2 separate regions of the Homo sapiens genome follow, and region 2 is linked to region 1. Evidence: read pairs that join two places in POLR2A ChIA-PET (ENCODE). Cell type or tissue: PC-9. All regions are shown on one strand. Each heading gives the region's core, and the rest is flanking DNA. Links, peaks and the distances in the headings are about the cores only.

Region 1 (11,490 bases), core at 1,919-9,918:
ATAAAATTTAAAAAAATTAAAAAAAAAAGAAAATGTTCATTAAAGCTACTGGCTTGCCCCAATTATAAACTAAAAAAAAAAAAAAAAAGAATGTGCTAGAGCTAGGGCTGAGCCCAGGGCTATGGGGCTGCATGGCCAATGCTTCCTTCAACACTCCTGTTTTTCACCTCTTGGTATTTTGAGAGCCTGCAGGCCTCCTAATCTGTTCATAAGACGTGGCCACCTTATAGCGCTAGGGTTTTTACAGCAAGGTGGCTGGTACCTACCTGAGTGGCTCCAACCTCCAGGGCTTCAGCATTGTCAGGCTGGAGGGCTTCTTAATAAGGGATCACCAACAAGGAAGAGCTGTTCCAAGATCCCACGGTGTTTCAGTCCTCCAAACCCGGACCCCTCAAAGCACCTCATGATCAATAGTGGTGGGGTCGGGGGTGGGCGGTGAGAAATCAACTGCTCCTATAAAATGTTTTAAATACACTAATTAGTGGGCCAGCCATTATAATGCAACCAAACCCCCTCAAACCTCACATAGCAGGCATTTTGTAACATTGTTGATTCAGGTTTTAACTAGAGGGGTTTTTCCTCCCTTCTCCCACTTGCTGCTAATCTATGGAATTCATTAGCTCCTATTCATGATTGCAAATCACTGCAGTGACCTGTGACAGGGTTTCTCATTTAAGATTACTGAAAGACCTAGAAGGGCAGGATGATCCAGCAATGTGGCTTTCTTGTTATTCTAAACAAACAAATAAAACCATGAGATCAGAAGATAGCTCCCTAAATATCTCTATGGAACCTACATTTGCATTTTGTAATTTCCAGAGGAAAAGCACTGGTGAGTTTCAGGTTGTGGTTGCATTTACAGATGGATCAACCCTGGAAGCAGGTGACAGACACTGCTTGGCAGTGATACTTTTCAACGCACAGAGGATTTTCTTTTTTGTTTCTTTCTTTTTTTTTTTTTTATTTGAGATGGAGTCTTGCTCTGTCGCCCAGGCTGGATTGTAGTGGCGCGATCTTGGCTCACTGCAACCTCCACCTCCCGGGTTCAAGTGATTCTCCAGCCTCAGCCTCCTGAGTAGCTGGGATTACAGGTGCGTGACACCATGCCACCTAATTTTTTTTTTGTATTTTTAGTAGAGACAGATTTCAGCATGTTGGCCACACTGGTCTCGAACTCCTGACCTCGTGATCCGCCTGCCTCGGCCTCCCAAAGTGCTGGGATTACAGGCGTGAGCCACTGTGCCTGGCTAGCAGGAATATCCCGGCCTTCAACACAGTATTTCTAAACACTAAAGGAGAATGCTGGAGACTGTCTTCCCAGATAATGATACTATCTTAACTTTGGAGAGTGCTTTCATATTTACAGAGCACTTTCACAATGTCTTTTTTTTTTTTTTGAAACAGTGTCTCGCTCTGTCACCCAGGCTTGAGTGCAGAGGTACACTCATAGCTCGCTGTAACCTCAAACTCCAAGGCTCAAGCAATCCTCCCACTTAAGCCTCTTAAGTAGCTCAGACTACAGGTGCATGCTACCATGCCCAGCTAATTAAAAAAAAAACAGCATTTTTAGAAATGGGATCTCACTATATTACCCAGTGTGTCTCCAACTCCTGGCCTCAAGTGATCTTCCAGCCTCAGCCTCACAAAGCAGTGGAATTACAGGCGTGAGCCACTGAGACTGGCTACTTCCACAATGTTTCTTACTTGATCCCAGACCCAATCTGGGTTGGTGTGAAATGTTTCATTTCCATTAACAAGTGCAATGACATATTGGAAGGAAAAAAAGGTGATGTTGGAGGTGAACAAAAGGAAGACAGGCAGGCCTTCTTTACAACACTGGCCTTTCTGCTTACCTGCAACCTACCTGTGGGCCAGGTGTGCCTAGTGGGCTGGGGCATGGCATCGAGAGCAGAGTTCTTCTTGCCCTTTAAGAAACCATTCATTTGGCTTTCTTGCCAAGAGAGCTTTCTGACCTCAGAGGGATACGTCTTTTACTGCCTGCAAAGGTGTTTTACTGACTTGGGTTAACGTCCACGGGGACTCATTTGAACTCGTGCTTATCGGGGAGCCAAATAGTCCACATACCGCAGCGGAGAGTGAGGGGCTGGAGAAAGCATTACAGGCCTGGAGGGGCCTTAAGGAGGCATAAGGCATGGAACCCTCCCCCAGCTGTGGATGTAAACAATCCACAGGTGGAAATCTGGCCTAATTTTTTTCTTTTTCTTTTTTTTCTAAACCTTTCTACAGTGTTGATTTTTTTTCTTTTTTCTTTTAAAGACAAGGTCTCACTCTGTCACCCAGGCTAGAGTAGTGCAGTGGTGCAATCATGGCTCACTGCAGCCCCTAACTCCCAGACTCAAGCTATCCTCCTTCCTTGGCCTCCCAAGTAGCTAGGACTACAGGTATGTGCCACCATGTATAGCTAATTTTATTTTACTTTATTTTTTGTAGAAATGGGGTCTCCCTATGTTCCCCAGGCTGGCATTGAACTCCTGGCCTCAAGCAGTCTTCCCACCTTGGCCTCCCAAAGTGCTGGGATTATAGGTACGAGCCCTTCACACGGCCTGGCCTAAGTTTTTATTTACAAAAAAAAATCTCTAGTCAAGGAGACACCCTGCCTGGCCTTAGCATTGTGCTCTTGCTTGGGTGGACTTTGCTGCAAATGCTGCAGAGGTATCCACACCGTGAGGCTGGGAGAAAGAAGTAGGAAGAGGTGAGATAGGGCCGGGAGCCAGAGGAGACCCAGCTCAGAGGCCGCCTAAGTGTGACAAGGGGGCAGTCAACAGCCTGGATAACTGCTTTCAAAGCAGAGCAGAAACTCCGGCGTAACCCCACAAGAATGAGCCTTTTTCTCCGGGTTATTGAGCAGCTTTCTGATGGTTCTGCTTCCACCCTTGTGCTTCTCCAGGGCACACGTCAGCCACAGGAATCCTTTTAAACAGATGGTGTCACTCCTTTTCTCCAAACTGATAGATCTGATGGCTCCTGGCTCACTCCATGAAAGCCCAAGTCCCTCTCAGGCCCTGCAGGCTTCACCTTCCCCCGGCCTGTGTCTGGGGCCCCATCTCCAGCTGCCTCCTTGCATCTGCTGCTACTACTGCCTCCTGCCTGCTCCTCCACAGCCAGCCTCGTTCCCATGAGGGCCCTGCACTAGCTGCACTCTGTCAAGAATGCTTTTTCCCTGGAAACACACAGGTCTCTTGTCCTCAACTCCTTCACATCTTGGATCATATTTCCCCCTGTATTCTATTTTTATTTATTTTTTTAAGAGACAGGGTCTTGCTGTATCACCCAGGCTGGAGTGCAGTGGTGCAATCATAGCTCACTGCAGCCTCACACTCCTGGGCTCAAGCCATTCTCCCGCCTCAGCCTCCCGTGTAGCTGAGACTACAGACATGCACCACCACCCCTGGGTACTTTTTTAATTTTTGTAGAGATGGGGTCTTGCTATGTTGTCGAGGCTGGTCTTGAACTTCTGAGCACGGCCTCCCAAAGTGCTGGGATTACAGGTAAGCACAATGACGCCTGGCCATATTTCCTCTTCTTAAGGCAAAATGCCCCCCAGCCCTCCTGGTCTCCATCACCCTGTTGCCTATTTTTTCACAGTGTCATTCATTTTTTAACTTCCAAATTTACTCATTTATTATATTCATTGTCTGTCTTCTTCCACTAGAATGTGAATTCCCCAGGGACAGAAACATCTTTGTCTTGCTTACAGAAACATCCCCCATGCCAGGTAGCACTGGTTGAGTAAACGTTTGACTTGGAGGTATTTGTTCCAGCAGGCTGGATGCAGAAATGACGGTTCTCAGTTCCAGACTGTGGCTGCTCCAAGATATCCAGTGTTCCATTCATGTTGGAACAAGACCCTGATGGGAACTACAAATGCCCACATCAGTGTCTGGGCTTCTGGGAGAGGGGCTGGAAATGGTAGACAGGGAGTCTGGCTCCAGCTAAGCCAGCAGAGAGTTGTTTCAGCAAATCGGAGGCAGAACGCCACTCCTATAGGCTGCAGGGATGGGGTGGGTTGGGGTGGAGTGAGGGCTTCAGGACTGGCGGGAAAACATAAGCCAGGGTTCGGGGGTAGCAAGGCTCATGCTGAACCCCTGCACTGCCCACGATAGGTGACCTCAAGTCTTGCCCATCCTGCTCAAGATGGGCCTAGCACTCAGCAAGGAACCCTAGGATACCCCAGGTTAAGGTCTTCGGGGCTCTCTAGGAAGAGTCAGGGCACAGGGTGCCAAACCAGTTACATAATCTGTAGGGCCCAGTGCAAAATGAAAATATGGCGCTCCTTGTCTAAAAGTGATTGCGAATTTTAAGATGACAAAAGCAGGGCATTAAACCAAGTGCAGGGCCCTCCCGAGCCCAGGGCATGTGTGACTGCATAGGTCACATGCCCACGAAGCTACGCCTGCTCAGGACTGACGGCACTGATGGCTTTTCAGAGATATTCCTGCTGGCCAGGCACAGTGGCTCACGCCTGTAATCCCAACACTTTGAAAGGCCGAGGTGGGCGGATCACCTGAAGTTAGGAGTTTGAGACCAGCCTGGCCAACATGGTGAAACCCCATCTCTACTAAAAATACAAAAATTGGCCGGGCGTGGTGGCACATGCCTGTAATCCCAGCTACTTGGGAGGCTGAGGCTAAGGCAGGAGAATCGCTTGAACCTGGGAGGAGGAGGCTGCAATGGCTGAGATTGTGCTACTGCACTCCAGCCTGGGTGACAGAGCAAGACTGTCAAAAAAAAAGAGAGAGAGATTCCTGCCAGAAAATTTCTCATAATAAATCCAGCTCACTTATGCCCAAGATGTGCAACATAAGGAAACAAGGAAAGAAGCCCTGGGGTGTAGCGGGAAACAATCTCAGAGAAAACCTAAAGGCACCCAAAACTGAAACCCTGCAACTAGCAAAAGGACCTGATGTGTTGCAGGATGGGGACAGCTGGGAGCAGGGGCAGAACGGTGACATCAAACAACCAAGGTGGCCTCTGGGGCTGTGTTCATGTCCATGGGAAATGAGCCACCAAGAGTCCAGCACATTCTTCATTCCAAAAGTGGTCAGTGACCAGCAAGAGGTAAGCAGAGAAGTGGAAGCAGGAAACTGCAGTTAGAAAAAACAAAGCTGGGTTGAGTCACACGGTTGTGGCTTGAAGTGCTGGGAAGCCCAGGGCCTTTCCCCTTGAGTCAGCTGAAGGGGTACACGTTGCTACCATGACCTTACTAACAACACTCAGTAGGTGTCTACAAAGAAAAGCCGATGCTGAGCCAGGTACCACCACCTTTCATTTGGATGGCACCTTACAGTTTAGAAAGTGCTTTGATATGCATAATGACTTCAGTTGATTCTCTCAATAACCCTATTAGGTTAGCAGAGTATCATTGTCCCCAGATAGGTGGACTGACTCGCCCAAGGTTGTTGGCAAAATCCATTCAAGTCCAGCACTTTTTTCTTCTCTTCCATAATGCTCCTGTCACTGGTGCCTGCCATCATCCCGGAGTTCATGGCCCGAGACTGGCAAACGCCGGCCAGGGCGTTACAAGCATCCATGTTGACTAATTGCACCCAACATCCCAATATCTTGCCAGTGGTACAAAAGGAATAGGTGAGCTGCTGGGCTGTGCAGCACCTACCACATCCTCCAGAAAAGGTAGACGGTCAGAGAGATTGGGCATTTCTTTCATACAAACATCACAGGAGCTGCTTTTGGGAATCGTCTGTTAAATGTGAGCTGCAGATTAGACCAAGATGAACAGAGGGTTGTGATCCTGAGTGACTTAGTATTTTGAAGCAGCCTGTTAACCTTTTATCAGAAGGATTCCTTCAAAGCATTAGTTTACGGCACTAAAATGTGGGCAGATTATTTGCCAAATCACATTGTTATGCACAGCTAACTAACTGCTTTGCAAAAACTGGTACCTGTGGATGCACAGTCAATGGCTTTGAGTCAAATATGTCAATCATTAACATTTTCTCTAAAAATTAACAAGTGCAATTAGCATGTATCAATGAAATAATTGCTTGAGTTCACTATTTTTTTAAGCTGAATCTCCATTTGAGTCACACAAAAAGAAAATGAATCTTAAAATCATTTCCATTTTAGCAGAGGCACATGTTAAAAACAGCTGAACTTATTTTTCCCTCCTCAATTTCTGCAAAATTCACTCCCAGGTTTACTTACTGTGCCAAGTTTCAGAGCTGAGCAAATTTTTATGGTCTAGTTATAAACCCTAGAAAAACAAGGTTTATAGGAAATGTTGACACAACCTTAACTAAAGTGGTGCTAGCTGACACCTCTATATTTTCAATTTGGGGATTTCTACTGGGAAAGTATAAACGCTAATTCAGCAAAGGAAGCCAACTATAATAAAAATGTTGTAGTCTTCCTGTTCACCCCATGAAGTTCTACTTCAAAAGATGCCAGTGCAACGTGGAGGTGAGTTAGAGTTAGAATGATCAGCATGGAGAGCACCTGCAAATCGCTCAGCCTCCTGGTTACCTATAAACTTCGCCTGGGAATGCATGACCTCACCATGAGTCACGGCTGCCCACAGCAGTGCAGTCGGAGAGACGGCGGAAGATGTCAGGTCTTTACGCAAAGGTGTCTACTAGTCTCTCCCTGCACACCTTCTAATCTATCCTAAATGGAAACCCAAGTTGATTTTTCACAGGCCAGTAAAGCGAGCCACTGAGACACTGAGAAGCTAAGAAGATGGGAGTGAAGGCACGCCATGGAAGGTTGACTTTGAGTGCGGTGGGCTCAGACTGTGGTAGTAGTGGGGCACCAGGTGTAAGGGCACACTGAGACATCGGGAGGCAGGACCAACAACAATGAGGATTTCCCCCATCCTGCTAAGCTGCCCAGATGAGAAGCACATGTGTTCAATATTTAGGCTTTAATTTTTTCCCCTCTGAAACAGGAGGAGGTGGGAGAAGGGGTAGCTTTGATTCAGGTCCAGAGATAAAGACTGACTGACACACACACGGACCATAATAGGGGACAAAGTGAGTTAAGCGGAAGTAAATGTTTTAAAATCCTCAGCTAGATAGACTAAACAGCACTGGCCCGGGAGTCAGGAGACGCAGCTGTCTGTCTGTCCGGGCGTTCCCACTTATGAACTGAGACTCCAGGCGGTCTGAGTGGCCTCCCCACGTCCTGTCCCAATTTCGTCACTGGTGAAATGGAGTTCAGCCTCTGTTATGGGACAGCGGTGAGGAATAAGTAGAGTTATGTCCCTGGAAGTGGTTTGTGAATTGTAAATTGAAAGGCAAATGGGAGTATTACTTTGTATTGATTGCATTTCTACTTTGGAAAACTATGTTCAGAAAATGGAAATATTTTCTTTTTTTTATTTTACTTTAAGTTCTGGGATACATGTGCTGAATGTGCATGTTTGTTGCATAGGTATACATGTACCATACCATTCAGGACATAAGCATGGGCAAAGACTTCATGACTAAAATACCAAAAGCAATTGCAACAAAAGCCAGAATTGACAAATGGGATCTAATTAAACTAAAGAGCTTCTGCACAGCAAAAGAAACTACCATCAGAGTCAACAGGCAACCTACAGAATGGGAGAAAATTTTTGCAATCTATCCATCGGACAAAAGTCTAATATCCAGAACCTACAAGGAACTTAAACAAATTTACAAGAAAAAAACAATCCCATCAAAAAGTGGGTGAAGGATATGAACAGACACTTCTCAAAAGAAGACATGTATGTGGCTAACAAACATATAAAAAAAGCTCATCATCACTGGTCATTAGAGAAAAGCAAATCAAAACCACAATGAGTTACCATCTCACGCCAGTTAGAATGGCGATCATTAGAAAATGGAAATATTTTCAATGGAGGGACAAATCCATCAGGATAATGGGGATAAGAAAAAAGCCTCCCTAGCATTGCTTTTAGTTCATTCCGAAGCTGATTTGGAAGGGAATTCACTGCTGACAACTTTGCTTTTGTGTTAAGTCGAATAGTCTGCTTAAAAGGCCCTTTGGGTTACACCCCAAATGCCATCACATATGTCTAACCTTCACCAGCTCACAAGGGACGACTAAGTTACATATCTTCATGAGCAGAAAGTATTTTGGATTATGTTTTTGTTTTGTTTTCTCCCAGGTTTCTAAGCCTGTTGGCAGCATTTTCCCAGGGAGTTTTCAAAAGCTTTCACAAGAGATCCCCATACCACTGGCAGAAAGGCATGAAACTTACTTTAAGACAAATGCTTAACTTCTGTGGACCCTGGTTTTTTATTTTCAGGTTGAAAAGGAAGACAGTGAGTTTCTAGATGTATCTGTCAAGACTAAATGATTGTTCATTTCCTCTGAATTGGGAATAACGTAATAACATGCAGCTGGGGAGCTAGGCTGTGTTTCTTGCGTTTTCCTCTTTCAGAAGCTGGGTCTCTTACCAGCTGGGAAATATTACTGTCTGAACGTGCTGAAAAACTTAGGGTAAATGAAAAGAACAACAACATTCCAGATGTCAGCAATCACTCTGATGGTCTTACCTGTACCAACCCGAGAATATTTTAATAGAAAAGGTAGACAAAGATTTATTTAATTCAGAATGAACTCCAGAGTTGGGGAGAGCGAGTTTATAATGCCTCAAAAACCCCTGCTGTAAAATTGAGCTGATAAGAATTAACTCTGCAAAAATTATGCATCCCAATGACAAGGTAAGTTTGAGAGAAACAATTGAAAATAATAAAGTATTTTCACCCAAGAGCAACAGATTTGTACAAATAAAAGTATCCATGTCTTGCTAATGCAGCCATTACCTGGAACGAAATAAATAAAATAAAACCACGCGTACTTTTAATGCTGAGTTTAGAACTGGAATTCAGCAAAATGAATCCCAGACACTTACTTTAAATGCATGCTTATATCTTTTAGTGTAATACATTTTGCTCAGTGTTTCATTAGCCATTATACTATATATTGTGATTATATCAGACATTAGATGCCGAGAGACAGAGCCAACATTTCACTTCAGGTAGCTCTCATTCCAGCTCATCATCACAATTAATTAGAGCAAGAGGAGGTAGGGTGGAGGCGGAGAGATGCTATTTGGGTCTCCAGCTTTTTCTGGAAAGGTAAGGAAGGAGAAGCTATGGCAGTGGGCACATCTCTGCCAATAGAATCTTAAAGCACCATTTCCCATGGACCCAGGCCTGTGCATGGAAGATAAGAAACTTAGGTTTGGGATAAGTGCAGGAGTGATAGGGCTAGCCTGGATCCCCATGAGCCTGTGGTTCTCAGCCCTGGCTAGGGCATCAGAATTACTGGTAGAATTTAAAATTAAACAACTGAATCCTATCCAGACAGGATAAAGCTCGGACATCTGTGTGTTTAAAACAGATTTTTTTAAAAAATTATTATTTCCATAGGTTATTGGGGAACAGGTAGTGTTTGGTTACATGAGTAAGTTCTTTAGTGGTGATTTGTGAGATTTTGGTGCACCCATCACCCAAGCAGTACACACTGTACCCAACTGGTAGTCTTTTATCCCTCACCCCCTTCCCACCCTTTCCCCCTGAGTCCCCAAAGCCAGTTGTGCCATCCTTATGCCTTTGCATCCTCATAGCTTAGCTCCCTCTTACGAGTGAGAACATACGATGTTTGGTTTTCCATGTTTTTTTAAAAAATTAAAAAACTACAATTGGTTCAGAATGCTGAGTCGTGTTGAAAACCATAGGCAGGTGGTAGTTGAGAGTAAACTAAAAGGTGAGTTTGACAGTCTCACCCTTTATCTCAGTCTCTTTCATCTTGCACACATCTCTCCCAAAATACAGCTGCATGTCCTGAAGTATACCAGAGAGACGTAAGATGATGAGGATGACAATATTACTAATAAAATAACGCGAACAGTGCTGGAGTCCTTCTGGCACTCCTCCCCTACCTGACAAAGCACTTGAACATCCATGATGTTATTTCACCCTCACTCCCCTTTCTCTCCCTCAGCGCTGGGAAGCAGACACTGCAGAGATCATCATCCCATTATGCAGATAAGAAAATGCCACATCCTGCTAAATCCCCTAACAGCATGAATGGGCAGGCTTACCCCCATTTCTCATCCTTCCCCAGATGCAACTCCTTACACCTGACAGCTGTTTTGCACCATCCCAGGGCCAGGAGGCAAGGACTTTGCTCCCGTGTGATTTTCCACTCGTGTAGCAGAGCAGGGAGAACCCAGCAGTCAAACACTTAGCTCTCAAGTAGACTGTACATGAAGAGAAGTAGCCTTGGGTTTTGTTTTAACCCTAAAGGATTGGCTTACGTCCCAGTATGTATGATAGATTTTTGGCTCTCCATTTTACACAAGTCTTTTTCTTAAGTTAACACATCATGCTTCCCTTGTCTATTTCATTGTTTCCTGGGATTCAACAGAGAAGAGAGAGGAGAAAGTGATGCAGTAGGTACCGCCGAGCAGCATGTCTCCCCTGGCATGCCTGTTGGAGCAAGCAGCATGGTGGACTGTTCGCCTGCCAGCTTCTTTTACATCACATGATGTAAGTGCTCCCCTGGTTAAGGATGGAAAAAGAGGCTGAGAAATCTTCCAGTCATGTTTGGGTTTATTTCTCTGCCACCTGAGTAAGTTTTCAGTAACCTTGGTCTTATGATTCAATTGTTCCGAAAGAAAAAAAGAATGATCACAGCATTGAGGGGTGATGGATGTTTAGAGCTGAAAGTTACCCTTCTCTGGGGAAGATTTTGTGAAAAATAGACTTGAGGATAAAGAGATTACAAAGCTTGGCCCTACAAGCTGTGCTTTTGCTGATACATTTGTCTAAGTTCCTTCATATCTTATGTTAACCTTTTTTTTTTTTTTTTTTTGAGACGGAGTCTCGCTCTGTCACCCAGGCTGGAGTGCAGTGGCGCAATCTCACCTCACTGCAACCTCTGCCTCCTGGCTTCAAGCGATTCTCCTGTCTCAGCCTCCCAAGTAGCTAGGACTACAGGCGTGTGCCACCAGGCCTGGCTAATTTTTGTATTTTTGGTAGAGATGGGGTTTCATCATGTTAGCCGGGCTGGTCTTGAACTCCTGGGCTCAAGTGATCCACCTGCCTTGGCCTCCCAAAGTGCTAGGATTACAGGTGTGGGCCACTGCACCCAGCCTACATCTTATGTTAACATTTAAAAAACCCAGCTCCCTAGATGAGATTGTCTTTTGGAAGTGTGTGATGTTATAATAGCTACCACTGTGGCCAAAAGTGGAGTGTTAAAACATGATAAATCCATCTCCTCTCAGATCACTATTTCAGAGACTGATAAAAACAGATTGTATTTTTTGGTTTACGCTATCATACAAAAATATATTTACAAAAAGTATAACTCAAGTTTTTAACCCAGTAAGCTGATCATCCATTTTATCATACTTTTCCTTTTATATATGTCATGTAAAAGGTTGATGGCCATGTTTAAATCACATCTGGTTTTCTAATAGCATATTGAAAAACATATTTTTTTACAGTAATACAA
Region 2 (11,490 bases), core at 1,791-9,790, 1.1 Mb before region 1:
TCAAACTCCTGACCTCAGGCTTCCTGAGGTGATCCACCTGAAGGTCATCAGGGTGTGGCTCTGATCCAACTGTTTGTTACTTTGTATTGTTATTTGTTGTGGCTTATTTCACTTAGTATAATGTCTTCAGGGTTCATCTGTGTTACAGCATGTGTCAGAATTTTATCACTTTTTAAGGCTACCATTCCATCATATGTATATACCACATTTTGTTTATCTACTCATTTGTTGATGAATATTTGTGTTGCTTTCACGTTTTGACTACTCTGAAGAATGCTGCTGTGAATATTGGTGTACAAATGACTGTTCAGGACCAGGCATGGTGGCTCACACCTATAATCCCAGCACTTTGGGAGGCCAAGGCGGACAGATAGTGAGGTCAGGAGTTCGAGACCAACCTGACCAATATGGCGAAACCTGGTCTCTACTAAAAATACAAAAATTAGCCACGTGTGGTGGCACATGCCCGTAATCCCAGCTGCTTGGGAGGCTGAGGCAGGAGAATTGCTTGAACCCAGCAGGCGGAGGTTGCAGTGAGCCGAGATCTTGCCATTGCAATCCAGCCTGGGCAACAGAGAAAGACTCTGTTTCAAAAAAACAAAAGGAAAAACAAAAACAAATGACTGTTCAGGTCCTTGCTTTTAAATTCTTGCACGTATATACCCAGAAGAGGAATTGCTGGACCAAATGGTAATTCAATGTTTAATCTTTGGGGAACCACCCCATGTCCCTTAGAATCCGGAGCCAGAGGCACATGTTGACATGTGTTTCCAAGGCCCCATTAGACCACCTCAACTCAGGGCTGACCTGGCAGAATCAGCGGGAGGATTTTATCTCTGGAACATGTTCAGCATGTCTAGTCCTTCCACCATGTTGCCCATCGGGAGACCTTTCAGCCCCTAGATGTGTCCATGATGGACTTGAGGCCTTTGCCTTCCCAGGGATGCTGAGCAGACTCAATACATAATAATCAAACTCCTAGAGGCCAAGGCCTCATGAGGAGCCCTGGAGCAGGTGTGAGACCTCAAAGATCCCTGAGGACAGTTAACTAATCCTGCTGCACACCACTCCTCCTCCTGCGTGTTTGTGTGTGGACCTGGCTCTGTAGCATTTTGAAGTGGAGGTCTGGAATCTGACCTCTGGGCTCTGACCTTCCTTTAAGGCTGTCAAAGAGACAGCTAGTTACCTGGTATTGTTATTGTTAGGGCTGGGTGCTGTGGCTTATGCCTGTAATCACAGTACTTCGGGAGGCTGAGGTGGGTGGATTAACTTTCAGGAGTTTGAGACCAGCCTAGCCATCATGGCGAAACCCTGTCTCTACTTAAAAAATACAAAAATTAGCCAAGCATGGTGGCACGTGCCTGTAGTCCCAGCCACTGAGGAGGCTGAAGCGGGAGATCGCATCACTGCCATCCAGCCTGGGTGACAGAGTGAGACTCCGTCTTAAAAAAAAATTACAAAATAGAAATAAATAAATAAAGTGGAGGTCTGGAATCTGACTTTTGGGCTCTGACCTTCCTTCAAGACCTTCAAAGAGACAGCTAGTTACTTGCTATTGTTATTGTTAAAATATGAACATGCAGTTCCTATTCATTTTTTGTTTTTGAGACGGAGTTTCGGTCTTTTACCCAGACTGCAGTGCAGTGATGCTATCTCAGCTCACTGCAACCTCTGCCCTCCAGGTTCAAGCGATTCTCCTGCCTCAGCCTCCTGAGTAGCTGGGATTACAGGCATGAGCCACCAGGCCCAGTTAATGTTTTGTATTTTTAGTAGAAACGGGGTTTCTCCATGTTGGTCAGGCTGGTCTCAAACTCCTGACCTCAGGTGACCCACCTGCCTTGGCTTCCTGAAGTACTTGGATTACAGGCATGAGCCACTGTGCCCGTTCTCCTATTTGGAATATGATGTGACACTGTCTCTCGAAACTGGAAATTCACAAGGAGTGAGTATTAATGTGTTCTCATGCTGCTGGTAAAGACATACCCGAGACTGGGCAATTTACAAAAGAAAGAGGTTTAATCAGACTTACAGTTCCATGTGGCTGGGGAAGCCTCACAATCATGGTGGAAGGCAAGGAGGAGCAAATCTCCTTTTAGATGGATGGCAGCAGGCAAAGAGAGAGAGCTTGTGCAGGGGAACTCCTTGTTTTAAAACCATCAGATCTCATGAGACCTATTCACTATCACGATAACAGCGTGGGAAAGACTTGTCCCCATGATTCAATTACCTCCCACTGGATTCCTCCCATAACACGTGGGAATTCAAGATGAGATTTGGGTGGGGACACAGCCAAACCATATCAGAGTGTGACCCAGCAGTCCCACCTCTTGCGCTTGTAAACAAGGATGTTGTGCAGGGTTGCTCATTGCCTCATCAGTCAGCCTTTCCTTTATGACTTCGGGGGTCTTTTTAAAGAACGGCTTTCCATCCCTAGGATTATAAACCTTTTCCCAATATTTTTTCTAATATTTAATACTTTTGTACTTGTTTTCCCAGCTCTTATAGCCAGTTTGAAATTTGTTTAGTTTAACTGAGTATTGTTTGTGTTTAAATTGATAGCCAAATATCCCAAATAGTGTGTTGAATGAACCATATTTTCCTCACTGATGTGAAGTACTATCTTTATCACAAACTAAATTTCTTTATGTATGTGGATATAAAATGGTGAACAGTGGCCAGGCATGGTGGCTCATACCTGTAATCCCAGCACTTTGGGAGGCTGAGGCAGGCAGATCACTTGGCTCCAGGAGTTTGAGACCAGCCTGGCCAACATGGTGAAACTCCATCTCTACAAAAAATACCAAAAATTAGCCAGGCATGGTGGCACACATCTGTAGTCCCAGCTACTTGGGAGGCTGAGGTGAGAGGTCACTTGAGCTTGGGAGGTCAAGGTTGCAGTGAGCTGTGATTGTGCCACTGCACTCCAGCCTGGGTGACAGAGTGAGATCGTGTCTGGGGGAGTGGGGCGGAAAGGTGGGAGTAGGGAGAAAGTGAAGAAGAATCCTATGTGTCAGCTTTAAATTGGAGATATCAGTATAAATTCATGATTGTGCGTGTGTGTGTGTGTGTGTGGGTGTGTGTGTATTTTCTAGCTCCACACACAGGAAAAGTCTAAAAACAACACTCCAGAAACCTTAATATATCTGATGCACAGTTCTTGGTTTCTAAAATCCATTGTCCATTTAAAAGAATTAAGGATCCTTAGAGAAATTAGAAATCCTTTGGCTGATCCCAGAGCCCAAGGCATAGAAAGTCCAAGTTAAACATGAAATATCAACATCTTATTCCAAAAAGAAGGAAGAGCTCAAAGGCTAATGAGCTCATGTCAAAAGGACATAGAATTCAGTCTGAAGGAGATCTCACTAGCAAAATTTGAGATAATTTGGGTAACAGCTACAAAAGGGAAAAATAAAAGAAAGTTTATCAATTATAACCCACTGAACTTTAAAAATCCCTGAGTACATAGTGATAATCACAAAGAGAGATGTAGAAAAGAGAGGAAAAGAAATAATTTTTCTTTCTTTTTTTTCTTTTTTTTGAGACTGAGTTTCGCTCTTTGTTGCCCAGGCTGGAGTGCAGTGGTGTGATCTCCGCTCACTGCAACCTCCACTTCCCAGGTTCAAGCAATTCTCCTGCCTCAGCCTCCTGAGTAGCTGGAATTACAGGCACATGCCGCCATGCCCAGCTAATTTTTTTTATATTTTTAGTAGAGACAGGGTTTCATCATGTTGGCCAGGTGAAGAATTTTTCTTTACTGATTTCCAACTAATAAATGTAGAAGAAATAAAATACAAAGTCACCACTTTGTAACTCCCAATGTGATAGTATAGTCACGGATTTTTTTTTTTTTTTTTTTTTGAGACACAGTTTCACTTTGTCACCGGGGCTGGAGTGCAGTGGCACGGTCCCAGCTCACTGTAACCTCTGCCTCTTGGGTCAAATGTTTCTCATGCCTCGCCTCCCGAGTAGCTGGGATTACAGGTGCACGCAACCACGCCCAGCTAATTTTTGTATTTTTAGTGGAGATGAGGTTTTGCTGTGTTGGACAGGCTGGTCTCGAATTCCTGACCCCAAGTAATCCACCTGCCTTGGCCTCCCAAAATGCTGGGATTATAGGTGTGAGCCATTGTGCCTGGCCAGTCAAGGATTATTAATGGATGCTAAAATCATTGGATAAAAAGTTGAGAAACAGGCCAGGCACAGTGGCTCAAGCCTGTAATCTCAGCACTTTGGGAGGCTGAGGTGGGCAGATCACGAGGTCAGGAGTTCAAGACCAACCTGACCAACATCGCAAAACCTCATCTCTAATAAAAATACAAAAATTAGCCGGAAGTGGTGGCGCATGCCTGTAATCCCAGCTACTCAGGAGACTGAGGCAGGAGAATCGCTTGAACCCAGGAGGCGGAGGTTGCAATGAGCTGAGATCGAGCCACTGCACTTCAGCGTGGGCAACAGTAAGACTCTGTCTCAAAAAAAAAAAAAAAAAGAAAAAAGTTGAGAAACAGGATAGTCACATGATTTCAAAGGATTACCCTACAGATTATGTATCAATACAAAGCAAATAATGTGTTTTATGGTAGATTATTTAGACATAGCCACTATAATTTCCCTCCCTGTATTCACTTCTTTGGGCTACATGACTTCCCTTGGCTAATGGGACAATAATAGCACATGTGATGGAAACAAAGATGTGAAAGTTTGTGCATTGAGAATTACTTTCGTGTTGCTGGTAATGCTTCCACTACCATAGCAATAAGCTTAGGCTAGCCTGCTGAAAGATGAGGAATGATGTTAACCAGGGCTCCAGATATCCCAGATAGCCAAGCCATCTCAGGCATCACAGCTAAGACCCAGATATGAGTAAGCCCAAGTAAGAACAGCCGAGCTTTGCCCAGACCAAAGAGACCACTCAGCTAAAATTGCTGATCTTCACTTCATCCCGGGAGGTGGAGGTTGCAGTAAGCCAAGACCACACCACTGCTCTTCAGCCTGGGTGACAGAGCAAGACTCTACCTAAAAAAAAAAAAAAAAAGAAAAAAAGAAAAAAAAAAAAGAAAGAAAATAGCTGATCTACAGAATTGTATGCTAAATAAAATAGTTGTTGGTGGAGGCCACAGTAGTTTGGGGTGTTTGTTAAGGAGCAATGAATGGCTGATACATAAGTTGGTACCAGAAGTGTTATGCTGTCATAATGAAAACCCAAAATATGTGGCATTGGCTTTGAGACTGTGGGCAAAGGCTGGAAATGTCATAAAGAAACTGCTAGTCAAGCTGGAAGAAATGACAAGCAAATGATCAATGGAAACTATGAAGCAATGAGAAAAGTGCTAGACAGAAACAGGAAAAATGCTGACCTGTGTTAGGCAGCAGCTCAGCAATTGGCAATAGTATCCCCTGCACTAACATGAAAGATGGAAAAAGCACCTAAAAAATTTCAGATATGGTGAAGGGGGTTTCATTCAAGGCAGAATGGTGAAAACATCAATTATCGAGTTGTGCATAACAAGGTACAGAAAACAAGGCATTAGCTAAATTGTGCTAAAAAGCACAATTTAGAGGAAACATAGAGGAGCCAGGACTGGAGAGTGAAAATAGCCCTTCATCTTGCAAAAGGTTTTCAGGAAAGAAATAATGCCCTGAGGGTAAAGATAAAATCAAAGTGCGGCTTTAACAACCTTTGTTAAGATTTCAGGAAGATTGTACTGACATCAGCAAGATGGTAGCATAGGAGATCCCAGCCTTTGTCCCCTTATATAAAACAATAATTAGACAGATATCTATGAAAAAAAATGCTCTGGGAGAGCTCAGGAGTCCAGTTAAGAAGTTGCAGCAGGCCGGGTGCGGTGGCTCAAGCCTGTAATCCCAGCACTTTGGGAGTCTGAGGCAGGTGGATCACAAGGTCAGGAGATCAAGGCCAGCCTGGCCAACATGGTGAAACCCTGTCTCTACAGAAAAAAAAAAAATAGAAAAATTAGCCGGGCCTGGTGGCAGGCACCTGTAATCCCAGTTACTCAGGAGGCTGAAGTGGAAGAATCACTTGAACCCGGGAGGCAGAGGTTGCAGTGATCCTGCCATTGCACTCCAGCCTGGGGGACAGAGCGATACTCCATCTCAAAAAAAAAAATAAGAGAGAGATAATCAAGAAGTTGCAGCAATGCAGTGAAGAAAAACAAAAAGAACAGAAAATAAATTGTACAGAAAGGGTAGGAAGAACAGTTTCATGTTGTCTTCATTATTCCATCCCCTAGGCTGGCATAGCTCAGTGCTGAAAGAGAAACCACCAGTCCATGAGTCCCCTCATAGGGAAAAAGAGAGCAGAGTAAGCAATCAGCTTCCTGAAACTCCAGGGGCACTGCCTGAAGAATCTGCTTTATCTTTACCACACCCAGATCACTGGGGAGATTGGCATAGCTGAGACATCTGGAGATGGCTAGGAAAACAGAAGGGCAGGCCAGGTGCAGTGGTTCACGCTTGTAATTCCAGCACTTTGGGAGGCCGAAGAGGGCAGATCATGAGGTCAGGAGTTAGAGACCAGCCTGACCAACACAGTGAAACCCCATCTCTACTAAAAATACAAAAATTAGCTGGGCACGGCGGCGGGTGCCTATAATCCCAGCTACTGGGAGGCTGAGGCAGGAGAATCGCTTGAACCCAGGAGGCGGAGGTTGCAGTGAGCCGAGATCGCGCCACTGCACTCCAGCCTGGGCAACAGAGCTAGACTCCATCTCAAAAAAAAAAAAAAGAAAAGAATATGGAAGGGCAGGCCTGTCAGTATCAACTACATGGAAGGTGCCACAGCAGTCTCCGGTGGCCTGCTCTTCAGAGGATCCCAACAACCTTTGACACTGAAGACCTCAACAGCCATTGCAGCTATCATGGATTCTGCAGAAAAAGAGATGTGCCTCCCTACAGAAGGAGCCACCACTGGGCTCCTTGAGCTGGAGCTTTCACCTTCCTTCCTCCTGCCTGCAACCACATGTATGCCTGGACTCCAGAGCTATGGCTGCTCCACACACACCTGTGCTTCAGACCCCAGCCCACAGCCACTCACGAGCATCCATGCTGCAGAAACAGACACTGCTGCCTCAGTGGGCATGCCTGAACCTCAAACATTGAAGCTACCACCACAGCAGGCACACCTGCGCCTTGGGCCCTGGAGCCATAATTGCTCCTCATTGGAGAAAAAGAGAACAGGAGGACCTCAGTAACTTTCACCTCTGAGGACCCTAAGAACTCTCGGCACTTTCTCAGATACCCACAGTTTTGGTCACTAAGAACCCCCACAATCTGCCAAAACCGGCCTCAGCTGAGGGAGCTACATGGAAACTATACCATTGCACACTTCCTTGAGATGAAATCACTGCACCAACCCAGCTGGCACCCTCACATACACCTGTAGGTAAAGCTCTTTTCCCACCAAAACTAGTTTATAAAGTCTGGAAGAGGTGACTGCTTCCTCAAATATGTAGACATCAATACAAGGCTATAAGAAATTCAATAAATCAAGGAAATATGACACCACTAAAGGAACACAATAATTTTGTAGTATCTGAACCCAGTGAAATGGAGTTCTATGAATTGTCTGATGATTAATTAAAAATAATAATCTTAAAGAAGCCCAGTCACAAAACAAGCCTTAACAAATTTAAGAAAACAGAAATCATTCCAAGTGTCTTTTCAGACCACAGTGGAATAAACTAGAAATGAATAACAGCCAAAAAGCTGGAAAATTCACAAATATGTGGGAATGAAACAACACACTCTTGAGCAACCATTGGGTCAAAGAAGAAATCAAAAGGGAATTTAAAAAGTATCTTGAGACAAATGAGAATGAAAATACAATGTACCAAAACCTATGGGACACAGCAAAGGCAGTAAGTACTGAGGGGGAAGTTTATAGTGATAAATACCCACATTAAAAAAAGAATACCAATGTCAAACACACAACCTAACTTTTCAACTCAAAGAACTAGAAAAAGAACAATAAGCTAAGGCCAAAGTTTTAAGAAGGATGAAAATAAGAAAGATTAGAGAATAAATAAATCACAGAGAATAAAAAAATTAGAAACAATTAAACAGAGTGGGTTGTTTGAAAAGATAAACAAAATGGACAACATTTAGCTAGATTAACTAAGAGAAACAATGAGAAGATTCAAATAAATAAAATCAAAAATGAAAAAAGGACACATTGCCAGTCACGGTGGCTCAAGCCTGTAATCCCAACATTTTGGGAGGCCAAGGAGGGCGGATCACCTGAAGTTGGGAGTTCGAGACCACCCTGAACAACATGGAGAACCCCATCTTTACTAAAAATACAAAATTAGCCATGTGTGGTGGCACATGCCTGTAATCCCAGCTACTTGGGAGGCTGAGGCAGGAGAATGGCTTGAACCCGGGAGGCAGAGGTTGCAGTGAACCATAGATCGCACGGTTGCACTCCAGCCTGGGCAACAAGAGTGAAACTATGTCTCAAAAAAAAGAAAGAAAAGAAAAGAAAAAAGAAAACAATTCAGGCCTGGCATGGTGGCTCACACCTATAATCCTAACACTTTGGGAGGCCAAGGTGGGAAGATTGCTTGAGCCCAGGAGTTCAAGACCAGCCTGGGAAACATGGTAAAACCTTGTCTCTATCAAAAATACAAATATTAGCTGGGCATGGTGGCATGCACCTGTAGTCCCAGCTACTCAGGAGGATGAGGTGGGAGGATGGCTTGAGCCCAGGAGGTGGAGGTTGTAGTGAGCTGAGATCATGTTACTGCACTCCAACCTGGGTGACAGAATCAGACCCCTTTGCAAAAAAAAAAAAAAAAGAGAGAGAGAGAAAGAGAGGAAGAAAGAAAGAGAGGAAGGAAGGAAGGGAGGAAGGAAGGAAGGAAGGAAGGAAGGAAGGAAAGAAGGATTCAATTCAAAATAATAACAGAAACAATAAAATGCTGAGAAATAAACTTAAACAAAAAGGTAAAAGAGTTGTAAAATGAAAATTATGAAACATTGGTGACACAGATAAATGGAAAAACATTCTGTGTTCATAGATTAGAGAAATTAATACTGTTAAAATGTTCACACTATCCAAAGTGATCTACAGATTTAATGCAATCCCTGGGAAAATACCAATGACATTTTTTACATAAGTAGAAAAAAATTATACAATTCATATGGAACCACGAAGCACCCTGAATAGCCAACACAATCTTGAGAAAGAAGAACAATGCTGGAGGCACCACACCCCCTGATTTCAAAATATATTACAAAGCACAATAATCACAACAGTATGGTACTGGAATATAAATAGACATATAGACCAATGGAACAGAATAGACAGACCAGAAATGAATCCATGCATCTATGGTCAATTGATCTTTGATGAGGTGTGAAGAATACACAATGAGGAAAGAACAGTCTCTCAAGAAGTGGCTTTGGGAAAACTGGATGTCCACATGCAGAAGAGTGAAATTGGACCCTTATTTCACACCATATACAAAAACCAAGTCAACATTTTGAATGTAAGACCTCAAACCATAAAACTACTAGAAGAAAACATAGGGGAAAAGCTTCCTGGCATTGGACTGGGAAATGATTTTTTGGATATGACACCAAAAGCAGATAACAAAAATAGAAATAGACAAATGAGATTGCATACAACCAAAAAGCTTCTGCATAGCAAACAAAACAACCAACAGAATGAAAAGGCAACCAATGGAATGGGATAAAATATCTGCAAGCCAAATGTCCAATAAGTAATTAATATCCAAAATATATAAGGAATTTATGCAACTCAATAGAAAAAAAAAACCCAAAACCAAACAAACAAAAAACCCTGATTTTGAAATGGGCAAAGGACCTGCAAAGACAAAAAAAATACAAATGTCCAAAGGGTATATGAAATAGTTGCTCAACTTCATTAATCATCAGGGAAATGCAAGCCAAAACCACAATGAGCTATCATCTAATACTTGTTAGAATGGATCAGAAAGATGAAAGATAGCAAGTGTTTGCAAGAATGTGAAATAAAGGGAACCCTTATACACTGTTAGTGGGAATATAAGTTGGTACAGCCATTATGAAAAAACAATATGGGGAGTCCTTAAATAATTAAAAATAGAACTACCTTATAACCCAGCAATCCTACTTCTGGGTATATATAGTCAAAGAAAATGAAATCAATATCTCAAAGAGATAGTTGCAGTCCCATGTTCATTTCAGCATTATTCACAATATCATAATAACCAAGATATAGAAACAACCCAAATGCCCATCAAGGGATGAATGAATAAAGAAGGTGTATAAATGGATAAAGCGTATGTGTGTGTGTGTTACATACATACACACAAATATATATATAATGGAATATTATTCAGCCTTAACAAAGAAGGAAATCCTACTGTTTGTGGCAACATGGATGAAACTAATGGACATTGTGCTAAGTGAAATAAGTGAGAAGCAAAAAGAAAAATACTGTATGATTTTACTTAAATGTGGAACCTATGCAGTGAGCCGAGATCGTGCCACTGCACTCCAGCCTGGGTGACAGACTGAGACTCTGTCTCAAAAAAAAAAAAAAAAAAATGTGGAACCTAAAAATGTAAAACTCATAGAAACAGTAGGGGCCAGGAGCGGTGGCTCATGCATGTAATCCCAGCACTTTGGGAGGCTGAGGCAGACGGATCACCTGAGGTCAGGAGTTCGAGACCAGCCTGGCCAACATGGCAAAAACTCATCTTTATTAAAAATACAAAAATTAGACAGGTGTGGTGACAGACACCTGTAATCCCAGATACTCATGGGGCTGAGGCAGGAGAATCACTTGAACCTGGGAGGCGGAGGTTGCAGTGAGCTGAGATTGCATCACTGCACTCCAGCCTGGGCAACAGAGCGAGACTCCATCTCAAAAAAAAAAAAAAAAAGAAAAAGAAAAAGGAAAGAAACAGAGTAGAATGGTGGTTATCAGGGGTTGTGGGGAGGGAAAGATGGGGAGATGTTGGCCAAGGGGTACAAGGTTTCAGCATGCAAGATAAGTAAGTTCTACAGATCTAATGTACAACAATGTGACTAGAGTTAACAATATTGTATTGTATACTTGAAATTTGCTTACAGTGTGCTTACCACAAAAGGGAAAAAAGCTAATAACATACAACATACCTCATATAATTATATGAGGTAAGGGTATGTTATTAGCTTGCTTGTGGTGAATATTTTGAAGTGTATACATATATCAAATCATCAAGTGGTTTACCTCAAATACATAAAATTTTTAATTATCAACTATAATTCAATAAATTTGGGGAAAAAGACCTCAGGAAGATTTAAGATGGTGCCTAGTAAATTATCTCATCTGGACAAAAGGGATCCTCAGACTTTTTATGAATATAAAGTTTGTCTCATTGTGGCCTTAATCTTGTCTTAATCTTTTGTGAACATAAAGTTGCATCTCATCTGTGGCCTTAATCTATATGGCCTGATTGAACATATTTCCATATGTGTACTGGCCAT

The links. Peaks named below come from ENCODE experiments on the same cell type or tissue, not always from the same donor. Only the 100,000 strongest peaks of a DNase experiment are listed, where the experiment ranks them.
Region 2: POLR2A ChIA-PET joins it to region 1 with 8 read pairs; 2 of 35 experiments call an interaction of 5 or more read pairs at or near these places.

What each region holds. Positions count from the first base shown.
Region 1 is chr10:31,094,902-31,106,391 of GRCh38, reverse strand. It overlaps LOC105376481 (a long non-coding RNA gene), which reads right to left. Exons shown (of 3, transcript XR_001747410.3): 2 at 267-453. Among named protein-coding and RNA genes, the nearest start is that of ZNF438, 69 kb to the right of the region's middle. RefSeq lists enhancers at 1,281-1,400, 4,996-5,055. In PC-9, for the core only: no CTCF peak of the experiment used is centred there; DNase peaks (open chromatin) are centred at 5,111 and 6,521; H3K27ac peaks cover 3,210 bases.
Region 2 is chr10:32,238,393-32,249,882 of GRCh38, reverse strand. No RefSeq gene overlaps it. Among named protein-coding and RNA genes, the nearest start is that of EPC1, 100 kb to the left of the region's middle. RefSeq lists a silencer at 2,253-2,470. In PC-9, for the core only: no CTCF peak of the experiment used is centred there; DNase peaks (open chromatin) are centred at 5,672 and 6,442.